Regions from separate parts of the Homo sapiens genome. Here regions 1, 2 and 4 are each linked to region 3. Evidence: chromatin contacts called from ENCODE Hi-C or POLR2A ChIA-PET data. All regions are on one chromosome and are shown on one strand. The core of a region is the stretch at or near the end of the contact, and the rest is flanking DNA. Distances in the headings are between cores, read along the strand shown. Region 1 holds the start of NRF1 (nuclear respiratory factor 1). Region 2 holds the start of AHCYL2 (adenosylhomocysteinase like 2). Region 3 holds the start of COPG2 (coat protein complex I subunit gamma 2). Region 4 holds the start of SMKR1 (small lysine rich protein 1).

Region 1 (3,021 bases), core at 501-3,000, 1.1 Mb before region 3:
AGGGAAAAAACATGATTTTCTTTCTTGAAAGACCATTCAAGCTGTAGTGGATTTGGAGAGGGCAATTTCGGTGGCAGGGAGACCAAGAGGAGTCTACCGCAGTGTCTCTAGGAGAGATGACAGTAGCCTGAACCAGAGTAAGAACTGACAGGGAACAACAGTTTTAAAAATCTAATTGGGGCTGGGTGCAGTGGCTCACGGCTGTAATCCCAGCACTTTGGGAGGTTAAGGCAGGCAGATCACTTGAGCCTAGGAGTTCGAGACCAGCCCGGGCCAACAAGATGAAACCTCATCTCTACTAAAAATACAAAAATTAGCCGGGCGTGGTGGTGGGGACCTGTAGTCCCAGCTACTGGGGAGGCTGAGGTGGGAGGATCCTTGAGCCCAGAGAGGTCGAGGCTGCAGTGAACAATGATTGCACCACTGCCCTCCAGCCTAGGTAATAGAGTGAGAATCTGTCTCACAAACAAACACATCTAATTTAACATGGGGACTCCAGAGACAGAGGAAAGAGTAATGGATCATTTCCAGGTTTCTGGCTTGAGCACTTGGGTGGCTAGTGTTGGCACTCTCCTAGAAAACACTGGAGAAAAAGACATTCAATTTTTGGATATGTTGAATTTTGAGGTTAATAGAATCTTGAAAATTAAAGCTTCCTGATTTTGTTAATCCGTTTTCTGACACCCTTTAGCAATTCTTCAATGCAATGCTTTTCACATTATTATATGCATAAGAATCACCAGGGGTGTGGAGATGGGGATGTGAAAATGCAGGTTCCTAGGCAAACAAGCCAAGATTCTGGATACCAACTGGGTCCCAGGACTCAAAACAATCAGCCTGAGTAATTCTGATGGAGGGAGTCTCCTGACGACACTAAAAAAACAACAAAAACGACCCCTCTGCCGGGCATGGTGTCCTGTAATACCAGCACTTTGGGAGGCTGAGTCGGGAGGATCGCTTGGGCCCAGGAGTTCGAGACCAGCCTAGGCAACATAGGGTGACCACCCACCCCCGTTTCTAAAAGTAAAAAAAGACCCCTCGTGTGTCTCCACCGTTAGGTTGTTTTCCCACTGTCCACCCCTCCCTACTTCTCAGGCACCTGCTTGGGGGCCCCTATTGCTTCGAATAAGCTCCGTGGGAGCCAGGACTTTGTCTTGCTAACAGGTGCATCTTCAGCGCACTCAGAACAATATCTGGCACAGCACGAGACACCTAGAAATGTTCGCCGAACGATCGAATGGCTGAATACATTCATATGTTGCTTTGTACAAAAACTTGCTTTCAAATATCTGGGAAGAGTTAGAGATAGGAAAGCAGAGGTCATTTCAAAGAGAGAGAGTGAGGATACCACCGGGAAGGCAGCGCCGAAAAAACCAGAGGGGAACCACTTGCCGATCCCCCAGGCACAGTCTGGAGGTCCCAATTCCCGCGGTAGGGGGGCGAGAGATGCCACTCGTCTGATCAGCAACCATTTTGGGCCCGCTTGCGCCGCTTCTCCGGGGCGTCCGCGTTGTGCTCATCCAGTTGCTTTTGAGGTTCCGGCCCCCTCCAAACCTCTGAAGCGCTCCGTGCACGCGACGCGGCGGCGGGGTAAGCTGGAGCCCTCGCCGCGAGCCCTCTCCGCTGCCTGCCCGCAGCACAGCCGCGCCGACCTCCTCATCATGGCGGCGGCCGGGCGGGGAAGCCGGGCCGTGCGTCGCGTGCGTGCCCTCTCCCTCCCCTCCCCCTCCTCGGCGGCGGCGGCGGCGGCAGAAGCGGCAGCGCTCGCCATTGCCGCTGGTGGCAGGAGGCTGCGAGGAGCCGGCGCGGTCGCAGTCTCCACGGCGCAGGCCCACGGTAGCGCAGCCGCTCTGAGGTGAGTGCCCTACCGCGCAATCTCCAGCTATTTCAGCCCCGGCGCAGCCGCAACACGCCGCCCGCCCGCCGGCCGGCCGGCCCGCCCCGCAGCCGGCACCCTGCCGCCCCCGGCTCTGGGCCTGGGCCCCCGCCGGATTCGGCCCGCCTCGGGCGGGGGGCCCCGGCCCGGCCCAGCCAAACCGCCACCCCGAGGATGCGCAGGCCGCACTAGGCCCCAGGCGTCCTGGCGGGCTCGGGAGGGAGGCGCTGCCCTCCCGAGAGCCCCAGGGTTCCGGCCTCCTCCGCCGCCTGGGGCTCTCGGGGCCGCGGCCTTCTCCCCGCCGTGGAACCCGGGGCCCGGCCTTCCCGCAGCTCGGGAGCGGGAGGCGCGGGAGAGTGCGCCGGGCCCGGGAGCGGGAGGTGGGCGGGCTGCGCGGGACCGGAGCCGCGGCTCTCGGCTCGCCCCCTCGGCCCTTCCCGGCTCTCGTACGCGGGCGGGCGGGCGGGCGGCGCGGTGGGGCCGGGCTGGGGCGCGGGAGCCGCTGTCTCCTGCGGGAGAGGAGGCTGGCTCTTTGGGCGACCTCCGAAGCTTCCCTCCTGCCGGGGTGGCGTGGGCTTGTTACCCAGGTAGACTGGGGGACGCTGGAATATGGCGCGTTGCCCACCTTCTTGCAAGTTAGGAGGTGGCCGGGGCGGCAGTTCGAGGAGGAGGGCGCAAAGTCCTTTTGTACGCAGAAATAAGGAGCGACATTGTGTTTTCTTCCCCAGCTGAGATGTGCCCGCGGAGGGGCCGCGGTTCTTCCTGTGCCTGGGGTGGTGGTCCCCTGGGTGAGGGAGAGGGGGAGTGGCACGCCCCTCCGAAGGAACAGAACCTTTTGCCACTGGAAAGACAGGGGCTCTGAGATGGCCGTGTGCATGGTATTTTCCCATATCCCCAGACCTTTTCGGGTTTGTCATTGAATGTTGTGCACTCCATCGTGCAATGATGTCTGCTGCCTCTCTCACCTGTTGTGTCGTGGCTGCTGGTCCCAAAGTTTCTGCAGTGTATTTGGCTGTGCCCACCAGAACTTGAAGTTGTTTAAAAATCTTAATACTTGGGGGGCTTCCAGTGATATCTGCTCCAACCAGTTGGAGGAGCTGTTGCCTGCTCTCCATTCTTCTTAAGCATTAGATTAGAATATATTA
Region 2 (2,941 bases), core at 272-2,771, 1.4 Mb before region 3:
ACACTATGTATCGGAAGGCGTCTGAGCACTGCCATTTCCACAGAGCTCACAAGTGTACCAGACACAAGAGTTTCTTAGCTTCCTCTTCACATTTTGGCTTTCAGAGTAAAGAATGAAAAAGGGAAAACCTTGTTGTTAAAAAGTATTGGCAAACAATTTTCTTTCTTTCTTCCTTTTTTTCTGGGACGGCATCTCACTCCGTTGTCCAGGCTGGAGTGCCGTGGCATGATCTTGGCTCACTGCAGCCTCTGCCTCCCAGGTTCAAGCGATCCTCCTGCCTCAGCCTCCCAAGTAGCTGGGATTTCAGGTGCCCGCCACCACGCCTGGCTAATTTTTGTATTTTTAGTAGAGATGGGGTTTCACCATGTTGGCCAGGCTGGTCTTGAAGTCCTGATCTCAAGTGATCTGCCGGCCTTGGCCTCCCAAAGTGCTGGGATTACAGACGTCAACCACTATGCCCAGCTGGCAAACGATTTTCAAAGGCTGTAACAATTGCTCTATTTGTTGGACATTAGTTTTAGACAGTTTTTTGTTATTAAAAAGGACGCTGCGGTGCATGTCTTTTTGCTTACATCCTCTAAATGTAAAATTTAAAAATAATACAGAAAAGTACAAAGTAAAAATCACCTTAAATCCCATCACTTAGGAAATTAACTACTCATATTCACTATTCATATCCCTCTATGCTGATATATGTATCTGAATTTCAGATGATTGCCCTATTAGAATTATAGGTGAAAAGATTTGGCCTCGTTTAAGGCAACGTGTAATTCCTCAGCCTTGAATTTTGATCTAGTGATACCTAACTTCTTTGAGGAATGATCTTAGCTTCCAAACCCAGAATGTGACAGAAAGCGCCACAGCAAGCAAGGTCCTACTTTATCCCTTCTAAAAACAAAGCCACTGAAGTTTGGAAGGGTGTTGAGTTCTCAATATCACAAAGAAAAATAAAGCCACTTCCAGCCTGGAGCCGCCGCTTCTCCTTTAAATACTCGCTCACGTGATCGCAGACGGGCACGCGCGGAGGAACTTCACGCTGTCAGGACAACGAGCCATTCCTCTACCACTTCCCCTCCCCTAAGGCTTCTTGGCGTTCCCTCCCCGGAAGTCACAACTCCTCTGGAGACTTTCTCTTCCTCATCCCCTCCGTCGAGTCACCTATCCTCACTCCTTTCTGTTAGCTGCCGGCCCTAGCGCTCCCTCTCCTCGGCTGAATCTCACTTAGTGGAGGAAAGGCTGAAAGGACTACAACTCCCAGGGGACGCTGCGGGCCCCGCCCATGGGGCGCGCAGTGTAGGTCGGGGCCTGAGGTCCCACGGTCTTCTCGCCGCGTGCGGCCGGGAGCAAACGCACTACAGGTTCCGTGGCGCCTCGCGCGAGGCCAGACCGGGACGGGGCGGGGCGGGGCTGGAGGGGCCGGGACTGGCGGGCGGAGAAAGGGGGTGGGAGAGGAGGCGATGGAGGGGAGGAGTGGGGACATGGGGGAGGGAAGAGGAAGGGAGGTGGGAGGCGGGGCCGACCAAGAGCAGGAGCTGGAGTCTGAGCCGGTGGTTGCAGCGGAGGCGGTGATGTCGGTGCAGGTTGTGTCAGCCGCGGCTGCCGCCAAGGTGCCTGAGGTGGAGCTGAAGGACCTGAGCCCCTCCGAGGCGGAGTCGCAACTAGGACTGAGCACGGCCGCCGTGGGCGCCATGGCCCCCCCGGCGGGCGGTGGAGACCCTGAGGCTCCAGCTCCCGCCGCGGAGCGGCCCCCGGTCCCCGGCCCGGGCTCGGGGCCCGCCGCCGCTCTCAGCCCCGCCGCCGGGAAGGTGCCTCAGGCGTCGGCCATGAAGCGGAGCGACCCACATCACCAGCACCAGCGGCACCGCGACGGCGGCGAGGCCCTGGTCAGCCCCGACGGCACCGTCACCGAGGCGCCGCGCACAGTCAAGAAGGTACTGGGGCCGGGCTGCCTCTCTAGGAGAGGAAGGGAGGGGAGGGGAACTGCAGATCCTCTCGGCACGGCGGCACCACCCTCCACGCCCTCCTTTCTGATCGCAGGACCGGAGATACCCCTTGTCCCCTTAAACCCACTCTCTCAGAGATGCCCCCCAGCCGGCCCCTCGTGCTGGGAGCGGAGACTCCAGGAGGCACGGCCGTACTTCGCTCTGAATAACATGGAGGTAGCGCTCTCCCCTACTACTTGGAATAGGCAGCGGGAGGAGAGACACCTAATAGTACGTCCCGCGGCCCCAACACGCTCCCGGGTGTGATTTTCCAGCCTATCGGGGAAGAGACCTCGATAGTATAGAAAAACCTTACCGCTCACGGGAGTTCACACAGCAATAAGGATGAAAAGATCTTTAATACTTGGAGAACGAGTAAGGTGTAGTCACCTTGCATAGAAATCGTCAGAGTTGTCTGGTTTCCATACAGTTGATGACTTTCTGCCTTTCTGTGGCCAACCGTGGCCATACAGCAACACGATGCTGTGCCCTTCATTTCCAGCGACTGCGATATTCTCTCTTCCCTGAATATGTAAAAGGGTAATGGAGAGATTCTCCTCACTCTTTCGTGTTAAGAGCTTTGTCCTCCCTGCTGGGTATAGTTGGTCACCAGGATTATTAGGCTGTGTATGAAGAGAATGAATGTCTTATTGATTGCTTTATTATAATCTGAAAGTGATAGGAAGAAATGCTGCTACTTTTGGGAAAGACGATCTTTGTGGGGTTTTCGGTCTTAGGCGTCAGCTTCTTTCAGACAGTTTTGAGGAGGTCTCAGAATACCAAGAAGTAACTGCCTAGGTGGATGATAGCCCTGTATTACCCGTACATTGTCTATCCATAGTTGTCTGTCTCTCTCAAAGCTTGTCTTTCTTTCTCTCTTAAAGCTGAATCAGCACAGAAAAACAGGGCAAGTATTGGAAAAGACAGAAGTGTGGATCATATAAAAAGGGCTTACAGCT
Region 3 (3,098 bases), core at 101-2,600:
TGATCACAGCAGCCCAGGGATTCTCTGCCCACCACTCTAAAACAGAATAGAAAAGAAAGGGCACAAGATACTTCCCAGTCATACCTCCTGTAAAACAGCACTCTTCTCCAGATGCTGGAAAGGATTGGAGCCACTACCTATTTATAAAACAAAACAAAAAAATGTCCTGAACAGCTGTTCTACACAAACTTATATACTTTCCAGAGAAGGGTACTGAATGCTTGGGAAGTGAACACTTGGATGGCACAGTGATAATCATGGCTAATACGCATACGAACTGAATGAAATCATTTTGATCCCGGCTCTGTCACTGCCATACTCGAAGAGCTGAGACTTCTCTTTCGCAGCAACCCTCTCCAAAATGAGTGTCTTCTTTCCCTGCCCTCTTTTTCCATGAATGTTAAAAATGTGTCATTTCCACAACAACGAAGATTAATGAGATTGTAGTAGGGTGCTTTTGATTTCCTTAGGTAAGCAGTATTTTATGTGTTTCTAACACTTAAGGAGAGGCAGAAACGAAGTTTCCCAGAGAATCATGCAGGCGTAAAGGTGCAAGAGGCCATGGAGGTTGACTAACCCAACCCCCTCTCACACTGTGGGAGATGCTACCAAACACTGAGAATTTTTTTCTTTTTGAGGATGCTTGGCATCTTCCCCATTTGCTCTGGACCAAAGACGGGCATCAAGACGCAGGTCACTTCTGGACACCTGAGCATTCAACGAGCTGTGTCCCACGGGACAGTCTTGCCCCCGGGGACCTGGACAGAGCCGGTGACCCCAGGAAAACGATAAGGTACCAGGCACCTGAACGTTCCTCCACACACACCCTGTGCCGTCGACCCCAGCCCCGGGAACAGGGTGCTCCCACTAGGGGTCCGACCCTACCAGCACCCCTGGACGCGGAGACGCGCGCACGCCCTCGGCCCCCGCCGGAGGCCCGCGCGCAGGGGAGGAGGCGGCTCGGAGGGGCTGCGCCGCAAGAGGGGCGGGAACGGGGCGCGCGCGGGCGCCGGGGCGGGAGCGCGCGGCCCGAAGGGAGGCTCCGGCGCCCGGGGGAGGGGCTACGGGCAGGCCCCGGGCAGCCGCGAGGGGAGGGGAGGGGCCGGCTCCAGCTCCGGCCCCCTGGCACGGCGGCGCCCACGCCCCCAGCCCCGCCGGCCTGAAAGCAGGTGGCGGCGGGCGGGGGAAGGGGCGTCCCGCGGCTGAGGGTGGGCCTCGGAAGCCCCGCGCGTACCAGACTCCTCGTCCTTCTTGTCGAATTTTTTAATCATCTTGGACGACTTCCCAGCGCCCAGACCCACCGCAACCGTCCCAGGCGCCGCAGCCGGCGAGCGGAAGAGGCTGCAGGAAGGCCGGCCCCGCGCTCTCACGCCGGTTGGGCCGCCGCGCCTTCACTCGGGGCCAAGGCCCGCCCTCCCCGGCCGCCCTCGGCCCCCGGGACGCAGCCACGCCCCCTTCTCCTCTTGCGGCCCGCCGGAGACTTCGGCTCGACCCTCCCGGCTTGCGACCCGGGAGCCCACGCCCGCAGCAGCAGGAATGTGGTTTTATTTGGGTGGCGACTTCTGCGGACCCCTCAGTCTCAAGAGAGCGAGGCGGGAGGACTGAGGGGTCTGTGTTCACCCGATGACCGTGGCCTTTTTGATAATCCACTGCGGGGCCCTCCCGTTGCGGAAGGCGCTCTCCCCGGGCGCGGTTCTGGTGGGCATGTCTTCCAAGAGCGATGCGAGTGTCAGTGGTTCCCGAATCACTTTGGAAATTGGCCTTTCACTCGCTGACTTCTTGGAAGCTACGACAAAGCACAGGCACCCTGGTGAATGTGGCTTTTCAGAAGTACTCGAAGGATACTTAATGTGAGATGTAAAGGAGACGCACTTGGAGGGACCAGAGGCTGGTCTTTAGAGGGTAGATTTTGGACCGTGTAATACCATTCCCAACCTATTTTATAATTTTTGGATTCCTTCATTTCATCAAAACCCAGTGGAAAATTCATTGCCAGTTTAGAGTCTTCCTTGTTCAAGCCTATTTCTTTCAATGATTCCATCTGAAACCATATTGACACTTAAGAAACTCACTAAATTAACGTGCATTCATTCCTAACTCATGTTCCTCTTTTTCTCAGAGTGTATGCTGGCTTTCTGTTCTCTTGTCTAAGAGTGTAGCTAAGAAACTTTGTCTGCCTTTGGCTTCACTGGCATAACTTGTTTAGAAATGTAAATTGGGTCTATACTCAACAGGATCGTGCCCCTGCAAAATTAGAGAAATTCTAACCTAGATTACATTCTACATCCTAGAGAAATTCTTTCCCTGAAATACAGATTTAAGATGAACTGTTGATATCCTACATATGGTATCATTTAAGATTTAACTCCGACTTGACTAAATGTACTATTAACTACTATGTTTGCTTTATATGGCTTGTAAAGGTCAAGTCATACTTTGTAGGTGGAGTTTTCTTTGAAGGAAATAGAAGTCTGCACTCATTTATTCTGGGGGTGAAAATAAACAGGCTTTGGGGAAGGAAACATCCTCTTCCTCTTCCTTGGCCCAAGGGTATTGGGAACCTAGGCAGAGACAGTGTAGATAATAGGCCCAGAGGTTCTCAAGGTGGGTAATGCCCCGGAGACCTGCTGAGAAGTAGAAGGACCTGAGTTCAGATTTGGGGCTGACCCTAAGACTAGCCCCTTGTAAAGCAAGATCAATCATTCTCTGCTGTTCTTCAGCTTTTCTGTATATCTATGAAGTTTTGTTTAATACCACAGGTTGTTTTTAGCTGTGCAGTATTTACGGAGTTAAGAGCATCAGTAGGTGGAAATGGGATGGGATGTGGTGGCAGATAGGTATAGCAGGAGCAGAGAAGCCTGAAGAAGCCAGTTAAGGGATGGTATAATATGACCCCAGGCCTTCGGTATCAGGACTATTTGGACTGAGGATGGCTGGCAGACGGGTTGAGCAATCACTGCAATGGCTTTGTGGGACAGGCAAGGATACCTTAGGGAGTCTCAGGAATTGTTTGAGGAGAGAAACCCAGTAGGAGAAATGGACCTTATCTTAAAACCATGAGCTGGTGAAGTCTGAGGACCCACCAATTATATATATCT
Region 4 (2,959 bases), core at 248-2,747, 1.2 Mb before region 3:
AGGGCAGGAGAATTTGCCATATCCAGGGCATATGGACTCATAAGAAAAACTCACAGACATATTAAAAGTAGCTGGAAGTTGGGTTTGCTCTGTTAATGAAGGATTAGGGAAAGCATATGTAAGAGAACCTAGAACATAAACAGTCCTCTTTGGAAGCCAGTTTGTCTTTCAAGAGAAAGCAAACAAAACACCACATCCTTGCAGAGCCTTCCAGGACCCTACTCCTGCTTCTTGGTCTAGCCTCCTCCCCCTGTCCCTAATTTTGGCATAATTGACTGCTCCTTGTCATCCAGATCTGTTTTAACGTCACCTCCTCAGAGAGGCCTTCCCCAGTCACCAATCTAAAAGAGCACCCAGTGGTCACATCAATTTAATGCAATATGCCATACTGTCCCTATCACTTTTAATGTCTGCCAGGCCCTCCATTTCAGCCACGACCACCTCCCCCAAATCACCCCTTAAAAGAACAAGGACTTTGCCTCATTCAGAGCTCAATTTCCAGGGCCTGGAAGAGTGTCAGGCACGTGGCAGATGCTCAATAACTGTTGAATAAAAAGGAATGATAGGCCGGGCAGTGGCTCACGTCTGTAATCCCAGCACTTTGGGAGGCTGAGGCGGGCAGATCACCTGAGGTCAGAAGTTCGAGACCAGCGTGACCAACATGGCGAAACCCCATCTCTACTAAAAATACAAAAATTAGCCGGGCATAGTGGTACGCATCTGTAATCCCAGCTACTCAAGAGGCTGAGGCAGGAGAATGGTTTAAACTTGGGAGGCGGAGGTTGCAGTGAACCGAGATGGCGCCACTGCACTCCAACCTGGGCGACAGAGAGAGACTCGGTCTCAAAAAAAAAAAAAAGGAATGACCAGTCATAAAAAAGAATGAGTCGTACCACCCGAAGTGTAGACTTCACCTGCAGGGAGGGAGGCTGGAACTGGCAAGGTTGGAGGCAAAACTGTACCTACTGTACCTTTCTCGCCCAATCCTACCTGCACATGAACTCCCTCCCCACCCCTTTAGTCTCTCGGGCCCTTACTCTCTTTATCCGGCTCTTTTGCAAACATTTCCCATGATATTCTCCCTTCACCGTCACAGTCCTTATGCTCGTTTCCCAAAAGAGCTTCTCCGATGATCTCTCCCAGGTTGGCCGAGTGAGCGGGCCTAGCCTGCGCTCTCACCCCAGTGCCACCCCAGTGGGAGCGCCGCCCGCGCCCGCCCCCTCGCCCCGCGCCCGCCCCCTCGCCCCGCGCCCGCCCCCTCGCCCCGCGCCCGCCGCTCCGGCAGCCCAAACCCAGACGCTAAAGCGCCGAACTGGGTTTCCGGGCGCTGGAGGCCGCGGTCGGCCTCGTACTAGGTGACGGCCCATCCCGCGCGCGCAAGCCCGGAACCCCGCTCCGCTCACCCTCCGCGCGCTGCCGCTTTGCCCTGGCAACGGTAACCACGGCGAGGCCCTGCCCCACGCCCGGTGATTGTGCGCGCGGCCCCGCCCCCGAGGCGCACGCCGGCCCAGCGCCCACAGCTGCGGCGGCCTAGGTGCCGCGTGGGGCAAGCAGGTGCCTCGCGTCCAGGCGGCTCCGCGGCTGGCTGCCTCCCGAGCCGGCCGCGCTCCTCCCAGCGAGGCGTGGCGGGGAGGCGTAGTGAGGCTGGGCCCGTGGCGGTTCCCTGAGGAGGGCCGAGAAGGGGCCGGGGGTGCTAGGGGAACGGGCGCTGGGGGCAGCGGCCCCGGTGGATGCTAAGGGCTTCGGGATCGGGAGAGTCCACCACGCCTGCCTGCTCGGCTGAGAATCGCCATGGTAATCCCCGTCTCCCTAAAGTACCCGGGGCCAGGGCGCGCGCCGTGGAGCCCCAGGCTGTCCCGGAGAGGCGCGGGCGCCGAGGTCACCGCCTCTCCCTGGGGTCGACCTCAACGCGTGGCGAAAAGATGGAGGGACAAGGGGTGCCCGGCGGTCCGCGCCTGCTGGGGGCGCAGCAGCCGCGGAGTCAGGCCAGCCGTCTTTCCAGGTTTTAGGTCGTGGTCCTGTTGAGCAGCCCCCACACCCAGACGGTTGATGTGGAAAATAAAGGGAGGGTGGCACCGTGGTGTGGCACGTCAGGGCGCCAGGCCATGCCCACAGTGACGGGTCCGAGCTGTTAGCTGCCGTAGCCACCCTGGGTGCCCGCGCGGGATTCTCCACTGCTCTGCAGACTCAGGAAGCAGAGAGTGAGCCTGGTACCACCACCTTGCTGTCAACAGCATTCCTGTTCTCAGCCCTCATCCAGTCACTTACGACCTCCTTCCAACCCTCGCTGCTCTTTCCAGAAGGGCTGTGACCTTCCAGCCCCTGCCCCAAGTCCTCAGGGAGGCATCATTGTCTGCTAAACTAAGTACTGCACGCTTGAGCTGGGCGCACAGAGCCCTTGCTAAAGGGGCCTCAACCTCGAGCTTTCTCTGCCATATCTTCTCTGCTAAACAACAACAAACAAAACGAACAAAAACCCTGCATCCCACACTAAACCCGCGTTCTTCTGGAAGCCCCTTGCGCCTTCCCTGTCTTGATCCGTTTTCTTTGAGGCTTGGATCAGAAGGACCCTGCCTCCTGCTTCCCCATCGCTCCTTCAGCGCCCACAGCCCTTTGCACCTCACCTCTGGTGCTTTGCCTGTTTTTCCTTGGAAAGCCTTATTCCTCATTAGACTCTAGTGTAGAAATCATTAAGTTTCTGTGTTCTTTCCAGTTTGTTTCGTGTAAAAGGATTAAGTAAAAATTTCTTGGTTTGAGAGTCATTCCATGAGCTATTAAAGGTAAAGAGCTATTACCTTTTTTTTTTTTTTTTTTGACAGGGTCTTACTTTGTCACACAGGCTGGAGTACAGTGGTGTGATCACAGCTGACTGCAGCCTCCATCTCTGAGGCTCAAGTGATCCTCCCGCCTCAGCCTCCCAAGTAGCTCGGACCGTAGGCAGGCATCACCATGCCTGGCT

What was found. Hi-C counts contacts between places; a loop is a spot of excess contacts on that map. ChIA-PET counts read pairs that join two places held with the same protein, here RNA polymerase II (POLR2A). Pooled maps may share reads with other maps.
Region 1: a loop to region 3 is called in a map of CD4-positive, alpha-beta T cell, with 7 times the contacts of the local background. The contact joins the promoter of NRF1 here to the promoter of COPG2 in region 3. A Hi-C loop is called at or near these places in 2 of 168 maps with a recorded cell type or tissue (CD4-positive, alpha-beta T cell and naive thymus-derived CD4-positive, alpha-beta T cell), 1 of 37 single-sample maps with no recorded cell type and 10 of 50 pooled maps.
Region 2: a loop to region 3 is called in a map of B cell, with 33 times the contacts of the local background. The contact joins the promoter of AHCYL2 here to the promoter of COPG2 in region 3. A Hi-C loop is called at or near these places in 2 of 168 maps with a recorded cell type or tissue (B cell and sigmoid colon) and 10 of 50 pooled maps.
Region 4: a loop to region 3 is called in a map of CD8-positive, alpha-beta T cell, with 12 times the contacts of the local background. The contact joins the promoter of SMKR1 here to the promoter of COPG2 in region 3. A Hi-C loop is called at or near these places in 1 of 168 maps with a recorded cell type or tissue (CD8-positive, alpha-beta T cell) and 3 of 50 pooled maps. POLR2A ChIA-PET finds 5 or more read pairs at or near these places in 1 of 52 experiments (OCI-LY7).

Annotation. Positions count from the first base shown.
Region 1 is chr7:129,609,970-129,612,990 of GRCh38, forward strand. NRF1 (nuclear respiratory factor 1) reads left to right here and starts at 1,751. Exons shown (of 11, transcript NM_005011.5): 1 at 1,751-1,855. RefSeq lists enhancers at 1,169-1,218, 2,899-3,021 and a silencer at 1,609-2,598.
Region 2 is chr7:129,223,509-129,226,449 of GRCh38, forward strand. AHCYL2 (adenosylhomocysteinase like 2) reads left to right here and starts at 1,522. Exons shown (of 17, transcript NM_015328.4): 1 at 1,522-1,931. The coding sequence starts at 1,569. RefSeq lists an enhancer at 1,026-1,135 and silencers at 1,416-1,485, 1,606-1,855.
Region 3 is chr7:130,667,398-130,670,495 of GRCh38, forward strand. It overlaps COPG2 (coat protein complex I subunit gamma 2), which reads right to left and starts at 1,351. Exons shown (of 24, transcript NM_012133.6): 1 at 1,235-1,351; 2 at 85-137. The coding sequence starts at 1,271. TSGA13 (testis specific 13) reads right to left here. Exons shown (of 8, transcript NM_052933.4): 8 at 1,246-1,786. The coding sequence ends at 1,617. RefSeq lists an enhancer at 554-663 and silencers at 934-1,523, 1,614-1,723.
Region 4 is chr7:129,501,034-129,503,992 of GRCh38, forward strand. It overlaps SMKR1 (small lysine rich protein 1), which reads left to right and starts at 1,498. Exons shown (of 2, transcript NM_001195243.2): 1 at 1,498-1,794. The coding sequence starts at 1,792. RefSeq lists silencers at 1,197-1,246, 1,307-1,646.